Linked DNA regions of Mus musculus: region 2 is linked to region 1. A link is a loop called in an ENCODE intact Hi-C map of the cell type or tissue named here. Cell type or tissue: gastrocnemius. All regions are shown on one strand. Each heading gives the region's core, and the rest is flanking DNA. Links, peaks and the distances in the headings are about the cores only. Region 1 overlaps Akap13 (A kinase (PRKA) anchor protein 13). Region 2 overlaps Akap13 (A kinase (PRKA) anchor protein 13).

Region 1 (11,725 bases), core at 2,409-10,408:
AAATAAAAATAAAAACAACAGGAGAAAAGACTTAAACAAAAAGCACCCAGAAGCACCCAGGTAAGAAGCAAGTTATCTAAGGTTAACAGTCTTCTTAAACTCAGTAAATCCTAGGCCCTGTGGGTCAAAAGTACGTGTGCCTGAGGTTGGGAGAGCCTCCCTGCAGGCTTCTTTCCCTGCAAGCATTTTATCACTGTCTAAAGCATCTGCACCCATGGAAACGCAAAACTGCTACAAATAAACAAAAGTACTGAACTATGACCCAAAAATTACTTCATTTCCTGTTAAGCTAAAAGTGGAACACATCCCACCCTGGGCCATCTCTTCTTCGGAGACTAAAACAATCCGGCCTTTGTTTTTATCATCGATCTAAAAAAGTACCCTAAAAGCGCTTACTGGACCAGCCCAGGCCAATCCCACACAGAAAGAGGAGACTCTATTAGTCAGCAATGGGATATAAACTAGATTTACTACTCAGTTTATCATAGACGTGTTTAAGAACCTGATGTGGTTTTCTTCCTCTGGAACAGTAAAAGTGAAATGCTCAGTTTGCAGACTGCTCTCCACCCCCTCCAGAGAGGATCAAATAAACAGACAAGACCACACTGCTAGATCCTGCAGACTAAGGGCGGGCAAACGAATTTGATGCATTTATAGAATGTCTCTACATGCAGGGGAATAACAGTGAGGGACAAAACACAAAAACAAAGAAAAATACAACAGCAAACTTAGAACCCCATCATGTGTACTGTGAAAAAGGGCAGGCTATTGAACTCTACAGCGTGATTTCTGTATTCTAGCCTAAACCTTGAAAGCAGTGCTTTCCAACCCTTTTTCCTATTTTCATTACTCCTAGAAACCATTTTTAGCTTTTCCCTATTCAACCTCTACCTAGTAGAATCTTGAGTCTCATTGATATGCCTTAGGTTTGTTTACGTGTGTGTATACTTTGTATGCGAAGAATAAGAACCCCCCCCCCCGCCCCACACACACCAAGATCCAATTTACACTGATTTATTATCTATCAGTCACGCTGTAACACCCTAGGATTACGGTGCAGTGCTCACGGGTACAAGATGTAGAAATGATATCTAACACAGCATCATCACTGCTAGCCACACAGGTGGGCACTTTTTCCTCTCTTCAACTACTTCCTGGTTTGCTTTTCCAGGGCAGCCCTTATATGAACTGCATTATTTGATTTTTTTTCCCAAATTTTTATTTTTTAAAATTTTTCCATTATTTGATTTTTTTAAAACAAACTCAATAGACAAACTCAAAGCTGTCAAGATATTATCTTATTGGCCTAGTCGGCCATCACTGGAAAGAGAGGAACGCCAGGGCCAAAAAGGGGGAGTGGGCGGGTAGGGGAGTGGGGGTGGGTGGGTATGGGGGACTTTTGGTATAGCATTGGAAATGTAAATGAGCTAAATACCTAATAAAAAATGGAAAGAAAAAAAAAGATATTATCTTATACTTGGATTACATAGACTATTATAAAGTGTTCAGTTTGAAATAGTAACTGATAACTTAAGGGAAATTATAAGAATTCTTGACTGTGCAAATTAAAAGCTCGTAGCTTTTTATTTCAAAATACTTCTTGATTTGATAACCAACCCTTGCTCCTAAAGAGTGTCTTGGCTCACAAGAAATAAAAATTACATGGTGCTATAAACATAGGACTACTTTGTAAGATTTAAGCTCTAAGTTTTCATTAGCTAAAAGGTACCTGTAAATATAATAGATTTTTTTTTTTCTTTTCACTTCACAATGAAACTACCTTACATGGCCAGCTATCCTTACATGGCCAGCTATCCTGGATAAATACGAAACAAGAGAAAAGTGTGTAAGTGTTGAGTCTAATTGGACATCAGTGAAAATTTGTAATTTTACTACCAAACAGAAGCCTTTGTTTTGATTCTAGAAATATATTAATAGATAAACTAAAATGATTTGATTTTAGAAATAGCCTATACCAAAGCCTTTCACAACACAGTGTACTGAACATACTAATCCCTATTCCATTTGTAAATGATAAAATCATAATTTGCGTTGTCTAAACTGCCTAGTAAAAGTGAACCCCCAAACTTTGTTACACATCCTAAGATACCTTTAAGATAGATGGCTCAATAAAACTGAAATGATATTCTTCAAGCAGCCATTTGAAAGTCTCTAAATTTTGTTCACTTTCTATTACTGGAGGAGGAGAAAGCAGGGATGCTGAGGAAGGTCAGAAGGCTGCGTATGGAAGCCAAGTCTCTCTTCCCATCCTGGATTCCAGAGAGCAAACTCAGGTAGTCAGACTTGTATAACAAGCATTTTTACCTTCTGACTCCCTCTAGCCTCAAAGTTATTTTGAATGGAGCATTTTATTATGAATTGCGGCCAGTCTCTAATGTTAATTACTGTAAAGATGAGTTTAATTTTAAGAATAAGAAATTGTTTCAAAGTCTTTGAAATATTTTCATTAAATGTCACTATATACCATACATAGTATGCGCTTTATAAGGCATTCAAATATCCAAAAACATAAAAAGTAGACGAGTCTCTATGCTATTTATCTCAAGATGAACTATATTATATCTCCAGACTTCAATAGAAGAAAGGAAAGCAATAAAAACTGCTTTAAAAGCCTTTATAACTTCTTTATAGTTTCCCTTTTCCTTTTGAATCAGGATTTCATATAGCCTGGATCATTCTCAAACTTGTTAAGTGGCGGAGGACGGTCTTAGCCGCCTAATCGTCCTGCTTTATAATCTCCTTTTACTGTAAGATTCTTATCAGAAACACACACACAAAGGAGAAAATAAGTCAGTCCTGGTGGCTCACCCATGTAATCTCAGTGCTCAAAGGTGGGACAGGGTGGTGACAACGAGATCCTCTCAAAATACCTTTTCCCACAAAAGACGAACATTAGAAGAGGAGGACGCTTATAACTGTTTTACATGATGGAAGAATTTTTCCTATAATTTAGAAATGTCTCATTGTTCCAACCTATTTACAGAAAATATTTGATAAAAGGTGACAGACTAGCATGAAAATGTAGCTGCTTTCTGAAGGTCAATCAATCATCTGGTTTTAGTAAGAACTAAATGTAGCAAAACACAGACAATGAATCATACAGAGAACTCAAAGAAAAACCAAAGCCAGCTATCTGAATAAAGCATGACATTAAAGGGGAGAACAAGGCACAAAGCTTTTTCTTCTTAGAACTCAGATGACTGGAAATGGCAGGGCTCACCCTAGAATAAGCAGAAAGGGCACAGAGACAGCCCTATCAGGAACACCTGCTACCAAAAAAAAGAAAAAAAAAAAAACAAAACAAAAAAACCAGTGACTATTTATCCAGTAACTGCAATGCCAAAGCACTGTACAGACTTCTATCAAGAATTCTGATTGGCCGACAAGGGCCCTCAACAGACAGGAAGTCGGAGGCTATCACTATCACTGACTCACGGAAACCATCAAAGTCACCCCCGGGAAGAGACACAGACTTGGTGACAGGCTAAGAATTCAACTCAAGAAATTAAACTCCTTTTGTAGTTCCCCAAAGAGGGAAGAGGAAGGGAGGGTAAGACAGGCACCTTTCTAGAATGTCTGCTCAGGTGAAACAATGTCCACCAAGCAGCAGGGATTCCTAGAAAAGCTGAATTAACATACACGGGCATGCAAAACAAACCCGTGCCCTTATGAAGCTAACACTTTAGCTGAAATAAAAGGGCGATGGGCTAAACATGCAGTGAATGGGAAGCTAACTGCATAGAAAAGTGTTCGAGCATGTCCAGGAAGTAGGCCGGTGTGCAGATACACTGGAGTGCTTTTAGAAAAAGCATGCTGAGGAAGTTCCTAAGGGAAGGAAAAACACAAGTCTAAGATGACCGCAAGAGCGGACCGAAGCCAGTTTGATCCTGGGTTATAAAGTTAATCCCATGATATGAATGAGGTGTTAAAAGTTGTGTGGGTTCTGTACCCGACCCACAGCCTTCAATATCCATCTCCACTCCTCAATTACAAAATGTTACAAGAATCCAATGACAGTAGCTGAAAGAGGCAAGTAAACAAAAAGTCTCAAACATGATGACCAAAGCAGGGGGATGCAGCTGGGAGACTCTACCAGTTTCTCACACACCATCCAGAGTACAACAGAGATCCGCATGCTGAAGTGATGCCACAATTACCCCTACCCTCCAGTGGGTACACGAGAGTCTTTCTGAACTCTGACATAACTGGGCACTTCCTATCAAAAATCAATGAAATTAGGCGAGTGGAGGAATAATGAGGCTATTGAGGAGAGAAAATTTGAATCAGTAAGAACAATAGAGAATAGAAGACCTCAGTAAGGGAAAAGCTGATAAAAGAGAATAAAAATTGAGTATTCTGAGCTACAAGTGAATGGATGAGTCAAGAATGACAAAAATAGTATCAGAGTGCAATGCTGACTCTGGTCAGATTAGAACACTAGGGCAGCAGTATTCAGGATCAAGAAACACAAATAGACACCCATAGAGGGTGTGGCTAGGGCGCTCCTGGGAAACACACACACAATGGGGGTTAATTTTAATCACAAATTCTAATTAAGAAGAAATGAATCCATACGACTAATCTCATTTCACTTCCTGGCAGGAGTCTACCCAGGGACTGACTCCTAGTTAGAGAACCCTTCTCCCTTCCCAACAGGAAGTTGATAGCAGTGCCCCGATGACTAGTAATTGATTTCTTAAATCGTGTTTACATTTATAAATGCAGTGGTAAGTAGCCCAGCACTCCATAGTGTTCTATGGCTTGTAAGTCCAAGGCATTGCCTTTATGTAAAATATGTAAGACCCAAAATTAACCCATAAACCCCACCTACGCAAGGGAGGTAACTTCTGTATTCTGGGAGCTGCAGTTCTTAGAAAATAACAATGAAGCCATGGGAAAATACAGTGGTTGAATGGTTTTGTCCATAAAAAGACATACAACAAGTGTCGTGGGCCTCTCAGCTAGGAATTCCAGGGAGTGGACCCGGCCAGAATTCACCAAGTCAGTATTTAATATTTAATAAAGCTTGCTTCAAAATTTGGAGGAATACTCTATATAATGTTGATAGCTTCATTATTTCTCCTTAAAGAATAATGGTAGAATTAGTCTTTCTCTTTCAAATCTCAGGATTAACAAAGACACTGTGCACCCCAGACATGAGGTATGTATTATTAATTAGGTTTTCTGTTTTGGTTTTGTCACTGTGAAACTCACAATAAAATAAATTCTGAAGCATCATCATGATAATCACATGAGAATGTATACCTCCCATGTAGCTCTCAGTTTTCTCAAGCTCTAACAAATTAGTGGGTTTGTTCCTTTTTTTTTTTTTTTTTTTTTTTGCTGATCCTAATACTGATACCCTTCAATTTGTAATGTCACTTTACTTCTAGGTAGGTTCATACGTGTGTGGAGCAAACAAAAGCACTAGCAATATACTTAAAGATCTAACAACAGCTGTTAGGTGAGCACTCTGCTTTGCTCCTTCTATTACTCTATACTAACCAAATATGTGTGCGTGTGTCCCCGTCCCCACCAAGAATAAAGAAGCCCAGTATATTATATAGGCCAGCAATCCCAGCACTCAGGAGGCTGAGGTAAGAAACAGAGTTTCACGCCCAGGTTTAGCTGTTTGCTACCAAACTTGGTCTCAAAATAAAGAGCAAAATTACAAATAATTGATGAAGGCTAGAAAAGACACCATTTAGATACTTACCAGGAGCAATTGTCTCCAACGTATCAGAACTGACTTTCCGGGTACTTGTGCAGTGATAGAGGGTAGAGCCAGAAAATATCAAGTAAAAAATAGCATCATCTTCAACTTTGTCCTCTTCAGCAAGCAATACTGTAACAACACAATCGCCCTGGAAAAGAGTCCACAAGTCTGTATTAGTAAGGTTCCTATTGGGAGCCTGCTAAATTTTACATCTCATAAATTACTACTAAGTCTATCCATTTCCCAACAAAGGTGAGGGTATATAGATCTGCTTTGAAATGGTAACGTGTGCATTCAAACTCCACCTACAAAGATTGACTTAGATCCATCAAACTTAACTTTCCTGGACTTGTATAAATGGAAACAACCCTTCTGCCTTTAGAGTTGCTATATGAAACTCATGAGCAGAGTGGACTTCCCATCTATTTAAATAAAAGGTCACTTTGAATAGCCTGTGCCTCTCGATCATCTGACATCCCTGTTCTCCTCCTTCACTCAGCCTTCCAGGAAGCCTTTAAAACGAGGTAAGTGTCATGCCAGTAACTATGCAAACAACTTCACAACTATTGAGGATGACAAACATCTTTGTCTGCCAGTTTCAAATACTCTATCAGTTTTTATAAGTTGGCTTTAAAAAAAAAAGCTAAAGCTTGTAGTTAAATATACACTGTGACATGCAGCCCTAATTAGCATTCTTCTCAAATATAAACATAATTTGTGCTATAACCATAAGCTAACAAGAACAGGGAAAAAACCTTTAACACATCAAAGCTTAGGGTACTGAGATTTAATATTCTTCAAATCTTAATAATGAAGTACAGAAACATCAATTTAGGAAAAAAAAACCTGGACATTTTAACATAAAATTGGGGAAAGAATTATCATTTAATTTGTATGTCTTCATCTTTTTCATTTTAATCAACAACAAGGTATGTAAGGGAATCATGCCACCCTGTGGCCACATTACTAAACCCAGAATCAGTAGAGAAGGCAGCATTTTGATATATGCTGAAAACTTAAAATTATATCATCAAACCTAAGGTTAAGTTTAATAAATGTTAAGAGCATGTTGACTTTATAGACTGAGTTCAAAGTGTTTCCTGGAGCATAAATGTTGTTTTTATTTTATACCCAGTGCTCAAGTCCACCGAATTCGACACATAAGTCAGAATGAACCATAACCCCAAATAAGCCATAACTTATTTGGCTATAACTGGAACACTCCAAAGCACCATAACACAGAGCTATTATGGTCAGAAATGAATTATCATTAGTTTTGATCACTACTCCAAATTGTAGTTTGGCCTTACATACACGCCGTTCTCTGGAAATGATTTTAAAAGGCTTAAACCAGAGAAATGTCATCCTTTAGTATGAGCCAATCAGCTTGAATGTCTGAGGCACAATGAGAACAGTCCATTCTCTGTAGGTACTGAAGACCCCTCATGTTCTACAAATAAAACCAGAGAAGTTTCATCTTTTCCTTCATGTGCTGGAAACTAAGACCTATGGCCCACACCCTCTGCCTCTAGCTTGCTTTGTTACGTAACTCCATGCCACAGCTGTGCCCATTCATCCACACTTACACGCTTGCCTACACCTTCACACGAGAGGAAGTCCACTCGCATTTCTAACTGAAATTTCTAACTTAGATTTCTAAACTGGCACTCTAAGACAGAATCCTTCTTTTCAGACCCCAGAACTTCTCTCACATGAGGAGGGTCTTCTTGCTGAGGTTCTGTCTGTGCCCTTACTAGTTAATTTGGGGCTTCCTTTCAATGAGGGCAAGAGGTGGCTGACAAAAGCAACTGACATCCTTTTAACAAAGCATTAATACAAAATTACTAAATTCTGAATTGTTTTCATACTTTTAACCTATACCCAAGAGAAGAGAACAAAGCTTTACTAACCTCAAGGCAATTCAAAGGCTGAGTTCCAAAGGCACTTGGAACTAAATGTAGTTGATTCCCTCTAATAGTAACAGAGAGCAAACACACTCCACATTTCCCAGGTGCATAGAACTCCTATTTTATGGAAGTTCACGAGTTACCTAGTGTTACTGGAGATGACTCTGAAAGATCAAGCACGCGGGCTTGGTTGTATGTAGGAGAAGAGTCTCAGATCTCCGTCAGAACTTTTATCCAGGTGACTGGTTACTTGATCTCTACTCTCTGTGAGAGAAGCTCTGATCGATCACTCTGTTGTTCAAAACTAGGCCCAACTCTCAGAATACACAGGTTGACGAGTCTGGTTGAACAGCTAACAAGTCTGCCACACTGCTAACTACACAGATGAGCTGAATAACAAAAATAATGGTCAAGATATTCTCAATTACTATTTTAGTCAGACCCAACAACAAGAAAAGACTGCACCTATGCCATCAATCTCCAGCAACATAAGCCTAAGAAACAGTGCAGCCCTTACAAAGACAAAAATTTCCCTCTCTTCATTAATGAGAAGTGTATACTTGAGTTTGATCATTTTTAGGGCCATAATTTCACAATAACTAATGAGAAAGGTAGTCTATATTAGGCATTATCTTATAAGCATAGATGATCTCCCAAATAAAAATGTATAGTGATTAAAAAAACTGCTTAATTATCCATAAAAATGGGTTTTTAATATAAGGATTTAAAAAAAACTAAAGAATTATAAATGGTGGGACGTCTCAGTTGCCCACATCTTTTACTTACTTATACAGAAGTTACTGTAGTAGTAGCAATGCAAGAATTACCTTATGATTTAGATAAAAACTGTTTTAACTCTGACTCTCCACCAGAACTCCAAGAATATGTGTTCTTTTTCCATACCAAAGATTGCCTCTCTACAAGACCTTGGCAAAGACTCTATTCCACAAAATACTAGTCACCTAGGACCTTTCTTCAATAAGCAGGAATAACTTGGGGGAAGGAAGTAATAGAATGGAAAAGAGCTATGCATTTCAGAAGTGAATTAATTATACTGTAGAAGTGGACTGAAGAGACAGTATGTGGGAAACAGGGTAAATAGAGATACAGGAAAATGAAGAAGGAAATTTGGGGGGAAGAAATGGTAAAAGAGAGAAATCACTGATGTCTTATATAATGTTGGCCACACATATCAGAAGGTAAGTTTGGTCAGCAGTAAGATGACTATGGCAATAGCTTGGGCCAACTCATGAGAGTCAGCTGTTAAATTTCTGGGAATTCTATAAGCCAACTGCAGAGCACAATTATTATTAGAAATTAAACTTACAAATAACTAAAATAGATTAATTAAAAGCATATATAATACCTAAAAGCCCTGTATTATTAAGGCTACATCATACTATAATATCTTGAGATTTACATTATGGTCTGCATATGGAAGAACATTTACATAATAGTGTGCTACTAACATTTTTTCCCAGGATTCATTGCTTGCCAATTCAGCCTCAGTAAAAAGGGAGGGAAAGCTTAAAATCAACCCTTAAAGGCAAAATTATGTTACTAAAATTGCCAAATGCTACAAAACAAGGGCTGTCTTTTCCTGTTGTGATAAAATAATTCTGATTAAAGTAACTTAAGGGAGAAAGGGCTATTTCTTTAGCTCAGTTCCAGGTTACAATACATCATGGGAGAGAAGTCACAGAGGCAGGAGCGTGAAGCAGCAGGTTACATTCCATCAAACAAAAAGCAAACAAATGTTTACAAATGTTTACAAACTACTACTGCTCAGTTCACTTTCTCCCTTTAAGTCAGGGAACCGTGCCACCCACAGTGGGCTGGTCTCGCCAGCTTAATTCATATAATCAAGATAATCTCCATAGGTAAAAGAGGCTCATATCCCAAGTGATTCTAAATTCTATCAAGTTGACAATGGTTGACAGTAACCATTATGAGAGCTTTTTATTCCCCTTTAGAAGCAACAAGTCCTTCCACCTGGTCAGCAAAAGGCAGGAAGGTGAATAATTTCCACAGCAGGCCCAGCTAAGGCGCTGCCCTTTTACCTGTTTCAACTTGGCAGTATGTTACTTACATACCCTGCGCTGTAAAGAAGGACAGTAATGCTGCTTAGCTCATGAGATTACTGAAGGAATCCAATGACTGATTAAAAAAGAAATGAAAAAAAAGCACTTGCAGCAACTGCATCGGCCGTCATTCCAACAGCACCAACATTATACATGGAGCTTGCCTAGTCAAGAAATCTGAAAGGCTCCAAAAACAGAGAAAACTTTTTTAAACATTTTTTAAAATTACATATTTTCTTAATTTACATTTCCAATGCTATCCCAAAGTCCCCCATACCCCCCAACTCCTCTACCCACCCACTCCCACTTCTTGGCCCTGGCGTTCCCCTGTACTGGAGCATATAAAGATTGCAAGACCAATGGGCCTCTCTTTCCAATGATGGCCGACTAGGCCATCTTCTGATACATATGCAGCTAGGGACATGAGCTCTGGGGGGTACTGGGTAGTTCATATTGTTGTTCCACCTGTAGGGTAACTTTTTGGTTCACCAGTCTGTCCCTGTGGTGGTGTGAATGATATGCCCTCCAAAGTCTCAGATACTAAATACTTGGCTTCCAGTTGTTGGTGGTGTTTGTCTAAGGAGGCTCAGAAAGTCTGACCTTGATGGAGGAAAAGTAACTAATACTTTTATTTTAATAAAAATGTTTTGGAATATGGTGGTGGTGCATACCTTTAATCCTCACGTTCAGAAAGCAGAGGCAGAAGGCTCTCTGTTGAGTTTGAGGCCAGCCTGGTCTATAAATTGAGTTCCAGGACAGCCAGGGTCACACAGAGAAACCCTGTCTCAAAAAACAAACAAGCAAACAAACAACAACAACAACAAAAGACCAAAAAGCTTTGGATGTGGGAACATTTCTGGTTTCAAACTTTTACATATGGGATGTTTAACAAGTCTAATCGCTTCTCTGCAAATATTCTAAATCCCCAAAATAAATTCAAGTTCCAAAAATTCTAGTCTAAAGTACTTATGAGACAATTATGAAATCAATATTGTAATACTGTAAACTCTATCAAATCCTTTTATTCAGTGATATAATTTTCATCTATAATACAGTTGTATTATAAAGTACCTAGTACATATTGGGAAAAGCCACCAGAACTTGAGAACAGTTCTTCCTAGAGAATAAAAAGGCACTTTTAATGAGCTTGTCTTATTTCTGAATTTGGGGGCATTTAAAAATGGGCATACATGCCAAGATGTACGCTTTTATGTGTGTGGGTCCATGCATGTAGAAGCAACGATATTCACTGAGGCAGGGTCTATCACTGAACCCAGACCTCATCCATTTGGCTAGTCTAGCTAGCCATCATGCATCAGGAAGCCGCTATCCCTGGCTATAAATACTAGGACTACAGGCAGGCTGGGTTCTGGGTTCAGCTTTCGTCTGGGTTCTAGGGATTCAAATCCCAGCCTTCCACTCAGATGGCACACTTTATTCATCGAGCCATCTCGCTAGGTCATCTTTCCACTTTTTGACAACATGGAGTCTGTTGTGGCAGTTTCCCTTTTTTAATTGGCATGCAAGGTTAACAGGATTCATTATCACATTTCAGCACACTATTTGCTTTCATTATTCTTCTCTCATCTCCCCAAGCCTTGCAAAAATCTTAAGAAAAACCTACTACTATTTTTCTGCTAAGGAACACAGCAGTAAAATGACTCCTGATGACATGCTGCTGTACCCACAGATCAGTGCTTTGTTCAAGCCACATCAGGGAGGCTCTTCCTTGCAGTAGATGGGAATTTCCACAGACCTACAACTGGACAGTGAGCAAAGAGTGACACTCAGTCCTCAACATGATGTCTTCATCAAACCTCTCCCCTCAAGCCTCAAGGATCGAAGTGGAAGAGAAGGCAGACAGATTCTAAGAGTTGACAGATGACTCCAAGGAAACAGCATGTTCCAGACACAGGAGGACTGATGCACGTATGAGCTCATGAAGACTGGCAGCACACAAATGGTCTACACAGGTTCAAGATGGACAAGATGCCAGTACT
Region 2 (11,725 bases), core at 1,522-9,521, 110 kb before region 1:
ATGCACAAGTTCTTGATATTTTTTCCATGTACTTTTCTTGCTAGGTATTTCTTCAGTGAGAGTCATTTTACCCATTTTCAAGTCTGAAATTATTTAAAAAATCCTTTTAAAAATAGTGTCATATTTAAACTCCACAATATAATGAATATAATGTACGCATCAAAGAGGCTTTTATATACCAAGAGGAAGGGTTAAAAACTGATATCTTAGCAGTTATGGTTAAGTATAAAGACAGTCCAAAGAAGAAGCAGACACATTTTAGAAGTTAATAAGATCCCAAAATAAGAAAATTGATAAGAAAAGTAGTTAAGGTATACTTAATTTTTTTAAAAAAGTAATATACTCACTGTCCAATCCAGGATGACTGATTGTCATTAATGAGATGGATTTTGTCAATGGAGAAGAAATGGCTGATGTACAGTAGTTAAATCCCTGTTGTTTAGACCTGTAACATGTCTACAAAATTAAAAAAAAATGGAGGATGAGTTCTAAGTACATATTCATATATATAGACGTGCAGAATTTGCATTGACCCAACTTAGTGAAGGAAGAAGTGGAATCCAGTCTGCCTCTGCCACTTAACTGGTACTTAGCTGCTTAGCTTTCTAAGCCTCCTTGTTCCTCCTGGAACTGGTGAGTATTCACCATTTACAGTGGGTTTCCATCCCTCAGAGCATTTAATAAGGTTTCAAATTGAGTAAGAACTCACTAGGTATTTGCTGGTCACACAACCTGGTAAGTAACTTCATCAGAGGTACCAAATTACATAGAGCACTGCTGCTTTGAAAAATCAAACTGTCTTCAGAGATTGACAATAGGACATGTTGTTATTCTGATTATAAGGACTTGGAAACTGAGATGTGAGCAGAAAGCAGTTCAAGAGCAGTAGCAAAGCAGCGTTGCATCTGGGAAGAGGCGAAATCTCTTTCACTTCCTCTTAGATTGACTGTACATGAACACAGGGTGACTGCAATTTAGTAACTTAACTTCCTCAGTAGTTACTGGCAATTTAAATCCATAGCATTTTAAAAGCCATGTAGCCCAAGCAAAAGCAGAGGCTCCTTTTAACATCCCGGAAGCAACCATTTTTTACTTCTGGTGATAAGGGTCTCATGTGTCTTTCATTTTGAGACAGCTCATTCGAATACTCTCACAAGATGAAATCTGCCTTTTTCTGATTCACACAAATTGAGATACTGAACGTCTCCTCCTAGCATGCACTCACTCATTTGGGCCAGAGATTTCTGATTATTTAGAGCTTGTTCCATGTGTAACCATGGAATCTGAGGCAAACAGTTGCTATGTTTCAAATACAACTGTGAGGTCTGAAAAATGACCTCCGAGAACAGCAGACTTTTAAGAGGAAGTTGACTGCAGGCAACTTGTCTAGATCAGAAAGATACATGCAGCACAACACCCACTCTGAGGCTGTGCACAAGAGGAACTAAAGGTAAGATGGAAGCTCTATGAGGACTATGCATTGCATAGCATAGCATAGCATAGCACAGCACAGCACAGCACAGCACAGCACAGCACAGCACAGCACAGCACAGCACAGCACAGCACAGCACACCATGGTACAAAAATGCGGATATTTATCTAGATGTGTTGACTTCATCTAGAAAGATTAAGTCAGAAAGATAGCAATGATAATTAGTACCATTTACTAAAAGAAAGGTCATCTGCCAAACTTCTCAGGGGCATGAAGCTCTCACAGGTAAGGGAGGGATCAACAGACTTTCTTGAGCAGTATGATTGACACAAAGACCATATTTTCTCTAGGGAATAACCATGGGGCATGGATTTTCAAATTGCTAAATTTAATAATGACATGCAATATACTTTAAAACTCAATTTACAATGAACTGAATACATTCCTAATCCTAAAACATTTGCTGTGATGGAATATTTAAATCTGTATAGATTAATGTATTCTTTTTAAAAAATAATATTTTATATTTATTATTATTTTTGTATAGAGTGTTTTATCTGAATGCATGTATCCATGCTACATTCATGTCTGGTGCCCCTGGAGGTCAGAAGAAGATACTAGGTCCTTGGAACTGGAGTCATGGATGACTGTAAGCCACTTTATGTGGGTGCTAGGCACCAAATGTCAGTCCTCTGCAAGAGCAGTAAGTGTTCTTAACCACTGAGCCATCTCTCCAGACCAACTGATGTATTTTTAAATATTCATGTTTAGTTCTAAAAGCGTGTTATTGCTAGAACTGAAGATACTATTTAATAGGTAAGTACTAGTATTTACTAGTACTAATAAAAAGCACAAAAATGAGGTCATATTTGGGGGTAATATTCCACTACCACACCCATCAGCATTCCATACTTATTTTAGCCTTACCTGCTGATCAAACATCCTATGATGCTGTCTCTGGTCTGGCTCCAGATGTTCTTCTGAAAGTGACATCAAAGAGTTTCTCTGTTCCTCACCACCGAAAGGGTTTCTGAGCTCGCTGGAGTTTGCAGAGCTCATTTCTAGAGACGAGGATGGCTTATTTCCAACACCTCCTCCTGTCAAGCCTTCCAGACTGAAACTGAACACAGAGCACAATAGTTCAGTCACTGTTTGTAGGTCTCAGAATGGGAGGTTACAAATATCCCTCTAACTTGTATATTTATTTTTATGTTTCCTACTCAAAGTATCTACAAGAAGGCAGAGCAGATAAGTACCACTCATCTTTGCCCCAGTGGTATTAGATGCTGAAAAAGAACACCAGATGCATTTATTTCCCTACTTCATTCAACTTATCTAATGTTGAATCAGATATCATCATTTTCTCAGCTGTTTTCTCAATATACCATATGTACAGACCATATTTATCTTATCATCTATGTGTGTGTATGCTTTCACTGATGTGATAAAAGTAATTTTTCCAGAATCTGACTCATCTAATGCCAAATGTCACAAAGCACAAGCACAAGGAGTTTTCAGAATGGGAAGTGAGTGACTTGGCTGTGTGCTTACCGTGTGGACCTTGATAAAACGATACTCAATTATATTTTGGTTGACTCTAACAACTTTCTGGATACACTTCTATCCAGAAAGCTCTGGTTTCACTAATGAGCACACCATCTGTGCACACCTGGCCAGATGATGGCTTAGTGAGCATTACTGGCTGCAGAGAGACACATAAAACACTGGGGCATAAATGCTGAGAAAAGTACCAGGGTTTGGAATTTTAAAAGGGAGTTCTGAGGTGCAGATTTTGAGGTCACTTTCTGTAAATAAGGCTGAAGAAGAAGGCTATCTTGTCTACCCTCTTTGGAGTTGCTAACTAGAATAATGCACACATCGGCTATAACTACACTGAAAGAACTTCTTTGAAAGAAGAATACAGTTGTAACTGATTGTGTTTTCAATTAGCAGCCAGCTGGAACTTTATTTGGATGTATACTGAAGCTATATAGTTACTTCTGTTCTGGGACAACGGTACAGTCAATTGCTATAATTAACTTCATAGATGCCGGCTCCAAAGGGTTATTGTTTTCTCCCTAAGTTACTTATGGTCTGAAGCCATATGCCCCTATTTTCTCCAGTGGGTAAACTATTAACACATTTGTTGTTCTTATTTCAGTATGACAACAGAAGCAATAATGAACTACAACTAAATGTGTCTGTGGAACCATTTCTTTTTAACACCAGGCATAAGAAGAAAGTTTACCTAGGTTAAGAAATTTAGTTTTCCACTGTGAAATATGTGAAAAGCCCGAGAAAACCCCATCTATGCTCACCACAAAACTTAATCCTGGAAGCATTTTAATAATTATCTTGCTGCCTAACTCAAAAGACAAATAGGAAATGATGAGGCATCTAAACTCAGAACCTAAATGTAGGACTTGACAGTATAATAGGAACCAGGGCCTATTAGCTGTTTTGATTCATTGTCTAAGAATCTGGGAACTTTGAAAGACAAAGGCAAGGGCTTACAGCACAGAATGAAGGTTCATGCCGAGACCACAGCAATCTATTGCTACTTGAGAGAAACAAAGCAGCAGTGGGGACTGCTCCTAGGCCACAGTCCTGTAATTGGGTTAGTGGTGTCCACAGCGAAGGCGGCAGCGGTATACTATGCTTACAAATATCGCAGGCTGCCCATGTGCATTCCAGCCACAGAGAAGCCAGCAATAGCCCAAAGCCAGAAGTCTTACTTTATGGTTCCTGGTTTGGTGGCTGGACATGAAATACTATACCTTCTGATATTAAAGTCAGCATTCAGGGCAGCCGAGTACTGCACACCAGAGGGACACCAGCTCATACTGGAGATGACATCAAAGGCAGAAACAAGAAATGGAGGAAGAAAAGAGGAAATAGGTTTGGGTTATTCAGTTTAAAAAGAAAGAATATAAAGGTAGACTTACGTGATCATTAAAACAAACAAAACTGAATGTAACATTGAGAATTCAGGAAAAGACTAGAAAAAGAACCACAGGAATTTAATACTGTCCAGTTGACATCCATCCAGACATTGTTTTGGGAAAGATCATGTGAGCTCTTTATGGGATAACTACCCCAAGTGAAACTTAAGAATTTCTTCTACTAATCCCTTGGCAAAAGCTGCACTCCACTCATGGCTCCCTCTGCAGACATTCCCTGAGAGGTGCTCCTAATCTCACCATTGTGGCCAATGTTCCCATCCCTGCTCCCACACCCTTTGACTCACTGGCAGTCACTCCTAGGCCTGGATGGAAAGGAAACAAACAGCTCATGGGCCTCACTGAGAAATCAGTATTTTTTTCTATGTTCCCATTATGGATCCAGATAAGCCAGACAATTTATGAATCTTACACAACAGTTAACCCATAGTTCTTCTTTAGAAGCTATTCACTGGGTTTTCTGCTTAAAATAAGGCAAATACAATAAAGGCCATACCTTCCTTATAGTTTTACACTGATAAGCAGACTTCTTTTTCTAAAGTTCTATGGCAGTAAGATAGAAAGTCTTTTAAAATTTAATTTTGTATTCATTTTCCCCGAGATTTATTTGGTCACCTGCTTTCTTGTTTATCCTATGCAATACAGCAGGGGAGGAAAATCCAGGGTGGAGAGGTTAAATAAATACAGCAGGCAAAAAAGTAACCAGCTATATTAACCTGTCCTCTGTGCCTACAACTTTATCGCTGGCCAGGATCTTCATTTGCTTATTTGTTTAGTTCCTTGAGACACATGCCCAAGGTGTAGTCCTAGGTCACAATTTTGATTCACAAGTATTGCCACCTAAAAAAATACTGCTTTGGGGGCCTTAAAATTCTAAGTGCTTCTGTATTAAAACAACAACAGCAGAGATAACAAAGAGCCCGGGCAGGAGTGAAAGCACTGCTGTAGAGAGCAGAACCGTTCACTGGTCCAACCCCAAGCTTTAACAACTCCGCTTGGTAGACAAGACTTGGGGCAGAGGAAAGGAGCCAGGCGATGGGGAGATGCTGTGACAGTTTCCTTTACAGCTGTTCCAAACGGTATGACAAATTTCAAATCCGATTCAATAACAGTGTAAGGCTCAAGTAAGGAAAAGAAGAAATACATAGTTTAAGGCATCTCTCATCTGGGAAGAAGGATTAGACTAACTCAAAGTGAAACATAATTGACAAACATTCATAAGGCTCAGAAGTCCATTCTTTGAAGTTATTAGTTTTTAAACTCCAACTGGCTACCTAAGTATCTGTTTTCACTACCCACTGCCCCACTGACAGGGTTTCTCTGTGCAGATCAATCTGTCCTGGAACTTGCTCTGTAGAGCAGGCTGTCCTTGAACTCAGAGATCTACCTGCTTCACCTCCCTAATGCTCGGATTAAAAGTGTGTACCACACGCATGGCTCTGATTTCTTATTAAAAACAGAAAATCATTAACTCAATATGCACTATCAAATCATAATTCTTAAAAATAAGAATGATCTCTTTGTAGTTTTAAATATCTCCTCTACTCTAAAGCCATGATGATGCTGTGAAAAGCATTTAAGACGAAGAATAGCACTTGGGAGGCAGAGGCAGGCGGATTTCTGAGTTTGAGGCCAGTCTGGTCTACAGAGTGAGTTCCAGGACAGCCAGGGTTACATAGAGAAACCTTGTCGCGAAAAAAATCAAAAAAAGAAAAAAGGGAAAAAAAAAAGATGCAGAACAGAGTTATACGAGTTTCAGGATTCAGCAAGTTGCAAGTGATCTAAGCCTTCCCTGACTTTTTTCTAAATCAACGTGTATTTCTGAGAGCCTTTAAAGTCATAAGGTTCTTTGACTTTGAGATTTAGTAAGTCCAGTTTATTTTGGAGAACAACTTTCTTCTTTAACACTTGTTAGAATGTTTCAGTTTCATAAGTTTGATTATGAATCATGTTCTCCCTACAAAAGTAATTTTCACTTAGGGCCTACTGTAAGCTCAAGTTATGACGTCTGATGTATGGAGCTTGGGCTGCCCTGCAGGCAGTGACTTGTCGTCCTTCACTGTGTGTGCTTCATATAGTTCATAATGTTAGTTCATGATGAAGCACTTTTACCAGAGAGAGCAATAAACATTTGCAAGGGTTTTAGATACTATCTATTGAGAAAGGCACTTAATAATTTTTTCCCCTGAAGAACAACCTAATATCATGCACGATCATTTGAGGTTCATGAAAATGTCAGAATTTAAGATCAAAACTTCCCCTAAAATATGGAATTAAAGGATACATCTGAAAATGATAAAGTAGGAAGATGACTATTTTGCCTTTCTCACAAATATCCTGCCAATAGATAAAAGCATATTTACAAATGTCTCTTTTTATGAGAAATTAACAATAAAAGAATCACACTTCTGATTTTTAGACTTTTTTTTAAACAATGGAAAAAAATGAGCAATAGCTGTACAAAAGAAGTCTTTAAAACGAAGCAATTGAGCATGTTTTAAATAAATGACTTCTTATTAGCTTCATTTTTTACTTGATAATAATTATCAAGCAATTCAAAAATAGGTATCACTTTATGCTAAATTGCTTTCTAAAAATACTACCAGGATATGTGCGGATTTCTTTTAGCTGGGCGTGGTGGCGCACACCTTTAACCCCAGCACTTGGGAGGCAGAGGCAGGCGGATTTCTGAGTTTGAGGCCAGCCTGGTCTACAGAGTGAGTTCCAGGACAGCCAGGACTGCACAGAGAAACCCTATCTCGAACCTCCCCCCACCAATTACTACCAGGTGGCCAGCTAACAAAAATCTTTCTTTATATTGTTCAAGAATGTACTGAAAATATTTTAGAACCTATGTGTGAGCAAGTACAAATATATTTTGGCTATTCTTGTTTTCTTTTTTGCTTTTTAAAAAAAGATTTATTTTATTTATGAGTACACTGTAGCTGTCTTCAGACACACCAGAAGAGAGCATAGGATCCCATTACAGATGGCTGTGAGCCACCATGTGGTTGCTGGAATTTGAACTCAGGACCTCTGGAAGAGCAGTCAGTGCTCTTAAGCACCGAGCCATCTCTCTAGCCCTATTCTTGTTTTCTTTTCCTTTCTGGAGACAGAAGAAAAGTATCCCCCAAGGTCCATTATTTATATATAACATAGAAAAAGCTCCTGAATTCTCCTAGAAAAAAGTTAAGTGTGTGTGTATATTACAAATTTAGAGAAAGAGACTTAGTTTAGATTAAAGAAAGTATTTCCTGTTAGGTGGCCAAAGCATCTAGATTTTATTTGCTTGCATCTGAAGTAAACGTTTAAAAATGTGCTCCGATCACGGTAACCAGATGAGATGCTTGTTAGTACACGCTCAGAAGATGACATGGTTAGTTCGAATCAGTGAACTCTGTACCTTCTCCTATGAATGGGAGGTCTCCTGACAACATGCCCAAGAGCTCGCATTGAACTGAAAATGAATGACGGAAGAGGTCAGCAATGGAGGTGAAGCATGACACACAAATGCTTTTGTAAAACAGAGGTCACACTGAGAAGAGACACAATCCCAAAGACAACCAGCACAACAGGGAAGAGACTGAAAGACTGGCACGAGACACATGTCAGGACCCCGAATGCCTGACAAAAAGTGCTGGTTTTTTGTTACTTGGTGCTCCAAGTAGCTAATTAGTTATCTAAATATGGAGATTAGAGTAAGTTATAAAAGTAAATGGGTCAGAAAAAAGTGCCATTCAAAACATTAAAAGGGGTTTCCTTCAGGCTTTAAAATCTAGGTAACAAAATATACAATAAAAGTATATGAATTAGTCAAACTAATATAATGGTAAACCTAACTACTACTCCACTGCATCTCAAGGTATTAAGACAGTACTAGATAATCCTTTACCCTAAGCTCAAACAGGCACGATAGATGGACTTAAAATACAAATAGGTAACAAGCCTAAGATCCTTATGTAACCCTGGATGAGTCTTTAAATCTGGCTTCAATTTCTTCATCTGAGCTACATAATTCAAATATATATATACCTCTGCAATCAGTCATCACAAACAGATCGATAATGAGTTGTGTAGATATTTATAAAATAAATCCCCATTCCCTGATCAGTCCTTCATTGTCTAAGACAAGGATGTCTTATCAAGAAGTGATTTGGGCTTCAGGGAGTGATCTCTGCCCTTATGGCCATGCCTCAGGCCCAGATGAAGGTTTGAAAAGAAAACTACATGTATACAACTGGGAAGGAAAGTGGTTAGAAATTATTTTTTTTAATATAACCTCAGATTTCAAAAATATATAAACAGAGCATAACAAGATGAAGAACATTTTGTTTTTTTTAAGATTACCACCCTAATTTCATGGAAGAATATGGGATTGTACAATGACTTGACTGTGACTAGAAATTTTAGATTCTATTGTAGAGGATATAAAGTGTCTGCAACAGTCTTATTACAAAACTATGGGGAAAATAATACTTGAACCACAGAGAAGATTAAAAAATGGTGTAAGACTATGAAAAAGTCTGAAAAAATGGCAAGCCAGTGAAGTAGAGTCTGATTCTGAGCCCTGTGAAGGCAGGGATTACTGTCTTGTTTATATCTGTTTCTCCAGAACCTAGAACACTGCCAAACATTAAAAAAAAAAAAAAAAGCAGCTTAATCTGTGCTGGCTGATTAAAAGAATAAATGAAGGTCTGGAAACTGGCTCCGTAGGACCTATTTTTTCAAAGGACCCGGCTTTGATTCCCAGCATTGATGTGGTGCTTCACCATACAGCTGCAGTTATAGATATCCCAGTTCTAGAGAATATGATGCTCTCTTATGGTATCCTTGGGCTATACAGCCATAATATAATGAGGAAAAGAAGCCTCCCCAATAATCATATTATTTATAACAACTTTTAAATCAACTATTAGTAGCTGAATATGATAACTCCTGTCTACAATGTCTGCACTTCAAGGACTCAGCGAGGGCAAAGCATGTTAAGTTCATGGCCAGCTTGTACTCCATCTATCCATCCATTCAGACCTTATTCCAAAAATCAGTCAAGAACAAAAGCAAACAAAACCCCTACACAATAAGCAGTACCCTGTTTTACTGGCTGAGAGCATCTCTTAGGCAGGTAAAGTGGCCCTGGGGCAAGTACACCTTGCAGTACTTGGTCTATAAAACTAAACAGACAGATCACAAGCCAACTTAAGGTCTAATGATGGGATCACTTGCAAATATCCCTAAACTGTATGACACATAGAAAGGTACCAACAATTTGCGTGTGTGTCATGAGTCTTGTGATCTCTTGAGAATTACACATTGATAACTAATACATTATCAAATTTCTGTATTACAAACATATGGCTTTGATTCTCAAGGGACACCGAAGCACATTGATGTGTTAAAGACTGCAAGATTTCATATTTACTTAATTAAAAATTAACAGACTTCTTTCTTCCAGATTCAAGAACTTCACTGATTAATCTGGTAAGAATAAGCATTATCCTTTACTAATATTCATTATGTGGCAGAAATAGCTACACTATCAAAAATATATTGAAAAGAAGTATTCTGAAGATGAGAAAATTAAATCTTACACTGCTTAAGTAGCTGCCCATCATCTACACTGAGGTTATGGAGTTGGAGTCAGAATGCACATCTGCCTGGTTTCATTTGGGTTACCTTTCTTCTACCATAGTGTCTCCTAATTTTTTTTTTTTTAAACCAGTAAGTAACAATGCTAAATCAGATACTTCTGAAAAGAGAACAAACAGCGAGTTATGGAATGCACAGGTCCCTGTCTTACCTCCGCTGGTTCATTTCTGCATCACTGGCTGCGTTCTTCCCAGGTCCCCAGCTGTGCCTCCGGAAAGGAGAAAGAGAACGCATGGAGCTCCTCAGAAAAGAGCAGTTGGCAGGCACTTCAGTGATGCTGTCCATCTCCTCCTCTTCCATTTCACCAGAGCCAGCAGGCTCACTCTCACTCTCTCGACTCTCAGGTGCCTCGACTCCAGGGCTGAAAAAGCCATTGGCACTTTGATGATTTCTGGATCTGTTTAACTTTGAAGTCTGAGGAAGGGACACGTCACTGCCATGAGAAGAATGTCGATCCAGGGAAGCTGTGTCATCTGTGGAAGAACTGGATCCTGTTGTATCACAAAGTAACTGCTCTTCTTCAGGCTGTAACAGAGAGAGAGAGAGAGAGCACACAGGGTTGAAACCAACAAGCCAAGCAGATATTCTGTCCTATAAGACCCAGCCAATGCCTCATAGTTGATTGGATACAAGCAAGAGTAATAATCCACTTCAAGCTGATTTAAAAAAAAAAATCTATGACCACAATTAGATTCTAAGTCCTCTGGTTCTTAACCTGTGGGTTGTGACCCCCTTGGCAAATGTCTATCCCCCCAAATATTTATATTACAATTCTTAGCAAAATTATAGTTATGGAGTAGCAATGAAAATAATGTTATGGTTGGGGGCCACCACAACATAAGGAACTGTACTGAAGGGTCCCAGCATCAGGAAGGATGAGAACATAAGGAACTGTCCTGAAGGGTCCCAGCATCAGGAAGGATGAGGACATAAGGAACTGTACTGAAGGGTCCCAGCATCAGGAAGGATGAGAACATAAGGAACTGTCCTGAAGGGTCCCAGCATCAGGAAGGATGAGAACATAAGGAACTGTACTGAAGGGTCCCAGCATCAGGAAGGATGAGGACATAAGGAACTGTCCTGAAGGGTCCCAGCATCAGGAAGGATGAGGACATAAGGAACTGTCCTGAAGGGTCCCAGCATCAGGAAGGATGAGGACATAAGGAACTGTACTGAAGGGTCCCAGCATCAGGAAGGATGAGGACATAAGGAACTGTCCTGAAGGGTCCCAGCATCAGGAAGGATGAGAACATAAGGAACTGTCCTGAAGGGTCCCAGCATCAGGAAGGATGAGGACATAAGGAACTGTACTGAAGGGTCCCAGCATCAGGAAGGATGAGAACATAAGGAACTGTCCTGAAGGGTCCCAGCATCAGGAAGGATGAGGACATAAGGAACTGTCCTGAAGGGTCCCAGCATCAGGAAGGATGAGGACATAAGGAACTGTACTGAAGGGTCCCAGCATTAGGAAGGATGAGAACATAAGGAACTGTCCTGAAGGGTCCCAGCATCAGGAAGGATGAGGACATAAGGAACTGTCCTGAAGGGTCCCAGCATCAGGAAGGATGAGGACCACTGCAACAGAGGAAGATCTAGATCTCTGTCATTTTACTAAACGCAAGGCACACTAATTTTTGTTTTTTTTTTTAAGATTTATTTATTTATTATATGTAAGTACACTGTAGCT

What was found. Peaks named below come from ENCODE experiments on the same cell type or tissue, not always from the same donor. Only the 100,000 strongest peaks of a DNase experiment are listed, where the experiment ranks them.
Region 2: it touches region 1 in a loop (2.6-fold over the local background); 2 of 42 quality-filtered maps call a loop at or near these places.

Annotation. Positions count from the first base shown.
Region 1 is chr7:75,564,044-75,575,768 of GRCm38, reverse strand. Akap13 (A kinase (PRKA) anchor protein 13) reads right to left here. Exons shown (of 37, transcript NM_029332.1): 3 at 5,738-5,885. Among named protein-coding and RNA genes, the nearest start is that of Akap13, 110 kb to the right of the region's middle. In gastrocnemius, for the core only: a CTCF peak has its summit at 6,696 (motif pointing left); no DNase peak of the experiment used is centred there; H3K27ac peaks cover 1,009 bases.
Region 2 is chr7:75,675,944-75,687,668 of GRCm38, reverse strand. It overlaps Akap13 (A kinase (PRKA) anchor protein 13), which reads right to left. Exons shown (of 37, transcript NM_029332.1): 11 at 10,190-10,563; 12 at 7,796-7,849; 13 at 2,360-2,552; 14 at 348-456. Among named protein-coding and RNA genes, the nearest start is that of AU020206, 100 kb to the left of the region's middle. In gastrocnemius, for the core only: a CTCF peak has its summit at 4,586 (motif pointing left); no DNase peak of the experiment used is centred there; H3K27ac peaks cover 3,674 bases.